Regions from separate parts of the Homo sapiens genome. Here region 2 is linked to region 1. A link is a contact called in ENCODE Hi-C or POLR2A ChIA-PET data. All regions are on one chromosome and are shown on one strand. The core of a region is the stretch at or near the end of the contact, and the rest is flanking DNA. Distances in the headings are between cores, read along the strand shown. Region 1 overlaps LOC105373968 (a long non-coding RNA gene). Region 2 holds the start of DUSP28 (dual specificity phosphatase 28).

The links. A loop is a pair of places that touch in the nucleus more often than their neighbours do. ChIA-PET counts read pairs that join two places held with the same protein, here RNA polymerase II (POLR2A). Pooled maps may share reads with other maps.
Region 2: a loop to region 1 is called in a map of gastrocnemius medialis, with 4 times the contacts of the local background. The contact joins the promoter of DUSP28 here to the enhancer-like site in region 1. A Hi-C loop is called at or near these places in 3 of 168 maps with a recorded cell type or tissue (PC-9, ascending aorta and gastrocnemius medialis) and 10 of 50 pooled maps. POLR2A ChIA-PET finds 5 or more read pairs at or near these places in 3 of 52 experiments (A549, HepG2 and OCI-LY7).

What each region holds. Positions count from the first base shown.
Region 1 is chr2:240,250,257-240,252,956 of GRCh38, reverse strand. It overlaps LOC105373968 (a long non-coding RNA gene), which reads left to right. Exons shown (of 2, transcript XR_924057.3): 2 at 1-848. Among named protein-coding and RNA genes, the nearest start is that of OTOS, 110 kb to the right of the region's middle. RefSeq lists enhancers at 686-1,197, 1,198-1,711. Within about 2 kb of position 1,261, at least 30 of the 41 ENCODE cell types and tissues checked have a DNase peak (open chromatin) inside an H3K27ac peak, as active enhancers do; they include PC-9, ascending aorta and gastrocnemius medialis, where a contact is called at or near this core.
Region 2 is chr2:240,558,859-240,561,662 of GRCh38, reverse strand. It overlaps DUSP28 (dual specificity phosphatase 28), which reads right to left and starts at 1,306. Exons shown (of 2, transcript NM_001370465.2): 1 at 586-1,306; 2 at 1-333. The coding sequence starts at 978. The coding sequence ends at 196. It also overlaps a transcript of ANKMY1 not described here. RefSeq lists enhancers at 88-447, 478-547, 580-721 and silencers at 818-867, 1,048-1,457.

The DNA of each region.
Region 1 (2,700 bases), core at 12-2,511:
GAAGGCCCCACAGTACAGATACAGGGAGCCCCTCCAATGGCATGCACCACCAGGGTGCCAGATCAGGCTAGACCAGTGGCCAGCACCCACCTGCAGCGCAGGCAGTCCTGAAATCCTGTTTCCAAACCTCCTGAGCCCCTCTTCCCTGTATGGCCTCCAGGCCGCCTCCCTCTGTCAGGATTAAGCCCAGCTTTCTCATGGAGACCGTGTCTGTCTCCATCCCCGGCACCGTCTCCATCCCCAGGCACCCTCACACTCACTCCCAGCTGCATGGCCGCCACCCACCCAGCTGGGGTTTCCATTAGGCCCTGTAGGTTCCCCACCTCGGTCTCCTTCAGTGGGTTCCTTCTACACTACTGAGGTCAGGGCCACATCACAGTCATTTCTGTGTGTCCAGGGCTGTGAACACGGAGCTGCCGCGGTCAGCATTCCCTGTACATGGATGTAGGGTCAGGACCACTGTACCCTGTGGGGGCCTAGGTCACAGAGAAATCCCAGGCCTTGTTCAGAGATGGTGAAGGGTGCCCGGTGGCAACAGCAGGGTGTCCTCTGAGCCCCGGCACTTCTGAGCTCAGGGCTGAGTGACCACACAGGTAGCTGCTATGGGCCCAGCCCTTCTGCATCGTGCTGGGGGGATGCGGGGGCTCTGTTGCCTTCTCGGGTCCCAGGGAGATGTGCCTTCTGTGCCCACGTCTCAGCGGCTCCCACGGCGCATCCAGTGAACTGGGAAGTGTGAATGAGCACCTGCTCGGGCCAGTGATTCATCCGAGTGTCGTTAGCTGCTAATTATAATTAAACCTTTGATGAGTTGTGTTTCTTATCTTCTTAATTAAAATAATTATGACTAATGGAGTGGATGGCACTGAACTCCGACAGGTCTCCTGCAACATGTTACAGTGCCCAAACCCAGCTCCAGGGTGAGCTAGATGGATGGGGCTGTCACCCGGCAGCCAATGGCAAGTTCTGGGTCACCCTCAACCCCAAGGGCCAGCCCAGCACCCCTGGGGGAGGAGCGGGGGAGAGAGCCACTGCTGATTCTGTCTGCCCAGCACAAACCCCAATCTCTAAACCAGGGCTTGCTCCCAGATGGGGAGGCAGTGGGAGCGGGAGGGAGGGAGAGCTGGGGCGGGAAGGTGCAGGGAGACTCCTTCTCCCTCCTCGCCTGGTCCCTGGACATCTGCCAGTCCCAGCCAGTAGTGAATGGCTGATGTCACCATGGCCCTGGCGGAGCCACGGTACTTCCCAGCTTACAAAGTACTCTCAGTGCTGCGGGGTCATGATGTCCCCTCCCACCCTGCTGGGCCTCCGTCTTACAGAGAAGCAGCCAGGCCCAGGGAAGACTTGCTCACCAAGGGCAAAGGGCAGTGAGTCGGCCACAGGAACACAGCCCCCGGCCTTCAGGGCCAGCCGCCACCCACGCCAGCCACCCTGGGCGTACAGAATGTACCCGTGCGCGGGGGCTGGAGGTCGGCTATTCCGGGATCCGTGGCCATGGGATGACCAGCCCCTCCCCCGCTGAGGACTCAGCCTCCTTCTGTGTGGGATGAGGGGGTGGCAGGCTGGCCTCTGAGGCTGCTCTGTGAGGCCACGGGGGACCACTCGAGTGTGGGGAGCCCCAGGCTCAGCACACAAAGGTCTCACCCAGCCCGTGACTGACCCCGGGCAGCCCAGCGTGAGTCATGCTCTCAGGCCACACCCACCTACTCTGAGGCTGCGGTTTCTCATCACTACCCAGAGGCGTGGCCTCCTGCAGGCGTGTGGTCAGCCCAGGCTGGGCTAGGGGTCACAGCCCTGCTGGTCATACGCACCTTGGGTCATCTCCAGGGACTGGCAGCCAGGCCTCTGCAGCCCCTTCTCCGCCGGCTGCTTGGGCTCAGGGGTACCGGGCCCTCTCCTCATGCCCTTTATGGGTGGGGGCGGAGGGTTTGTGCCCACCCTTTCTTCTCAGGGAGGCTGAGCGGGGGTGAGGGCTGTCCACGCAGTTGGTGGGGGCCAGAGTGGCACCAGCTGGGACTTGCTGTCTGACCCTAGGGGTCCCTGTGGCCAGCCCCAGCCCTGGTGCCCACCCTGGGCAGGTCAGGAACGGGACAGTGTGGTGGCCAGGAAGGCTTCAGGAACCAGAAAGTGGGTGCCGTGGGGTCTTCCTCTCCAGGCACGGGTCCTGAGCCTTCCCTAGGGTCCCCCTCTGCCCTGACCTCTACCCCTTCACATGGGGCTCCGTCAGCCTGTGGCTCTCATCCTGGGCGCTTGTGCCCACTGGTCCTACTGCAAACTACACCCAAGGGCCTCCTTGCACCCAGGTGCCTTCTCTGTCCTCAGCCTCGAGACTCCGTGTGGCTGGGCTGGGGCCTTCCACTGCCGCGGCAGTGCTTGGGCTGTACTCTTGTGGGAACCCTCCTCCCTCTTCAGCCCTCCTTCTCCCTTCCCAAAGACTCTCCTTTATGGGGGTCAAGGGAGGGAGGGTCCATCCCAGGAGTCTCCATGGCTGGGAAGAGGTGGCCTTGTCTCCCAGGATCCTCATCAACGTCTCCTCCACCCCAAGCTGGGCCGATTTCCCCCTTGTCAATCCCACCCTTGCAGGGATGACTGTAAGGTGGGGCGGGTGAGGAGGTGGCACCATCTGATTGGCCTGCCTGGTAGAGGCGGGAGAGCTAGAAATGTGATTGACAGAGGGACCCAGCAGTGTCTCAGGAGGTGGGA
Region 2 (2,804 bases), core at 57-2,556, 310 kb before region 1:
ACCAAATGTATTTCTTTTTGTGTCTGTAAGATAATTTGTGCATCACCTCAGCCGGAAATATAAAATTAAAAGCACTATGTTTCACACACACACACACAAAGGAAAACTCGATATGACAGTGAGGAAGAAGGGTAAAGACCAGCCTTCTGTATCAGTGCAGGGACATCCTTCCTCCAGGCAGCAGGCCTTCAAGCTTCAAGCCTCAGGGCCCAACCCTAAGGCTGGGGGCTCTCCCTGCAGGCAGGACTGGGCCTGGAGGGCCTCCTCATACTTCTGGAGCTGAGACCAGAAGCCCGGGTTCGGTTCTGCTACCGGGCGAGCGCTCTTCACCATCTGCAAACAAGAAGTGTACTGAATAACCCCAAGTCGCGCTAATGGCCAGCAGGGGCCAAGGCGGGCCCAGCTGTAAGAGTGGGCCCCGCCCAACCCGGAAGTGCCTCTCTGCTTCCCTAAGCCCGCCCTCACGAGAGAGACCCGCCCCTCCCGGAAGTGCCTGTCCCAATCCCGAAGCCGGCCCCGCCCGGAAAACTCGTCCCCGGAAGACACGCCCCTCTCGAAACACCGCCCCCCTAAAGGCCCGCCCACCTGGAAGGCCTTCGCCAGGCTGAGGCCGCGGTGCCGCATGAGGTACGCGGTGCAGACGGCGGCCGAGCGGCTGCGGCCGTTCTTGCAGTAGACTAGGCAGGCGCCGCCGGCGCGCACCGCGGCCTCCATGGCGGCGCACGTGGGCTCCAGGTGCGCCAGCAGGTCCTCAGCCGGGTCGTCGAACACGGGCACGCGCAGCTCTGCCACGCCGGGCGCGCGCGGGCCGGGCTGCTGGCGGGAGACGTTGACGCACAGCGTGACTCCCGCGCGCGCCAGCTGCTCCTCCGCGCCCGCGGCTCGCGCGCTCCCGAGGAAGAGTGAGGGCGCGACGCGCACCAACGGTGGAGGTACGGGCGAGGCGGCCCCGCGGCGCCCAGCTTCTGCCGGTCCCATGGCGCCCGCCGAAGAGTCTGCTTTTGGGCCCTGAGGATCTATTTTGGGGGCTCAGGCGCCCGCCCAGGAGTCTATTTGTGGGAGCCGGGCGGGCCGCCGGGCGCCCCCGGGTCCTAGAGGCCTCCGAGGTGGACCAGGCTGGGGCTTGGGTCCCCCGCGGGCGCTGGGCCGGGACAGGGGGCTTGGGTCTCGTTGGGGCCGGGGCATGGCGGGAGGTTTGGGCCTCACCAGGGCGCCGGGGCCTTGGACCGCTCTGCGTCCCATGTTCTCTGTCCCCGGGCGCCGTCCTCCCCGCCCCCGCGGCCTGTGGCACTGGGCTTGCGTCTGTGGCTCTTGGGCGCAGCGCCCTGCCCGCTCTACTGCGGCGTCTGGCGCGGAGGCGTGGCTTGGCCGGGCCCGCCCACTTCGCGTCCGCGTCGTTCGGCTAGGGCCCCGTGGCTACCCGGTGCACGTGGACGGCGGGCTGCGTGGTTCCCGTGTCTTCACCCTTTCCCTAGTGACTGCGTTGTCGGCTTTACGTTTATTCCTTTTTGTGGCCCGCTTTGTAATTGGTGCATTTTTTTCTATGTATTATAACACATGGCTCATAAAATAAAACTAATTTCTATTTTCATCACTTCTTCATAGACCACACTATTCCTTTTGCTGTTTCTAAGTAATTTATTGGGGTCAGCATTGTAACTTTAAAAAATTTAATATCACTTAATGTCCATGAAATTGCCATTTAAGACTCCTTCAATTTTTCTGACATCTGGTAATTTTCAGGCAATGGATACACTGAAAAGCAACTGTCTCAACAGCCCTACAGACATTTAGCAATTGAAGTTTCAGTTGCATACAGTCTCTCTCTGGGTTATCGTCATTGCTTTGTCCATCAGCCTTCTAGCATTGGTAACTGTCAGATCTTTATTGCAGCCTGGGGTTCACTCTTGAGCTAAAGACTCAAATATGTCTGCAGCCAGGTCTTCCCTGGTTGCAGCTCCAGACATCACCTCCGTGGAGGTCTTATCAGCATCTGTTTCCCACTTCCTCCACCCTAAGGAAGGACTCCAACTTTCCTAGGATGGAGGAGTGGAATTCCCTTTTTTTCCCTGGCGTTCATGGGAGCCATTGATTAGGTTGGGACACTGTCTCCCTCCGCTTTCTAGGAGTTGGCTCTGTCTCTGGCCAAAAGTGAAGGCCACACTCCCGTGACTGCTCTGGGAATGAGCTTGGTGTCTAATAACCCATGAAGGAGAGAGCACTTTGGAAGGCTCCTCTGTTCTCTCATGGCCATAAGGGGAAGCCAGCCTTGGGTGAAAGCAGAGGAGATGGGAGAGCCAAGGTCCTTGATGCCACTGTTGGGCCACTGAAATGAATCAAACAAAACCTGAAGTCCCTCCTCCTCCTGGACTGTTTCATGAATCATCATCACCCTTTACGGTTGGAGGATGGTTGAGGTGGGTTTTCTGCTCCAAAGCCTGCTACTTGAACCATCATGCTCCCACTCCATTGAGGTAATGGATTGGGAACCAATTCATCCTAAGTGTCTCTGCATCTCATTGCCACACTTAGTCTGGGCCAGCCTCTGTCTCCTGGACTTGGTGCTAGTCCCCCACAGTGTAACCAGAATGTGCTTGCTAAGAACAGAGGGTTTCTACATGTTGGTTCTGACTCCTTAGCAAGTTGTAATTCACAACTAATGTGGGTTGTGAAATCAATTCTGTGGGTCATGATCAGCATTTTAGTTTTTAGAGAAATAATAGACTACATGAAAATATTAGAGTGCATGCATGTAGTATGCCGAACTTTTAATGAAACATTTTTCTGAGTGGTTTGTACTGGGT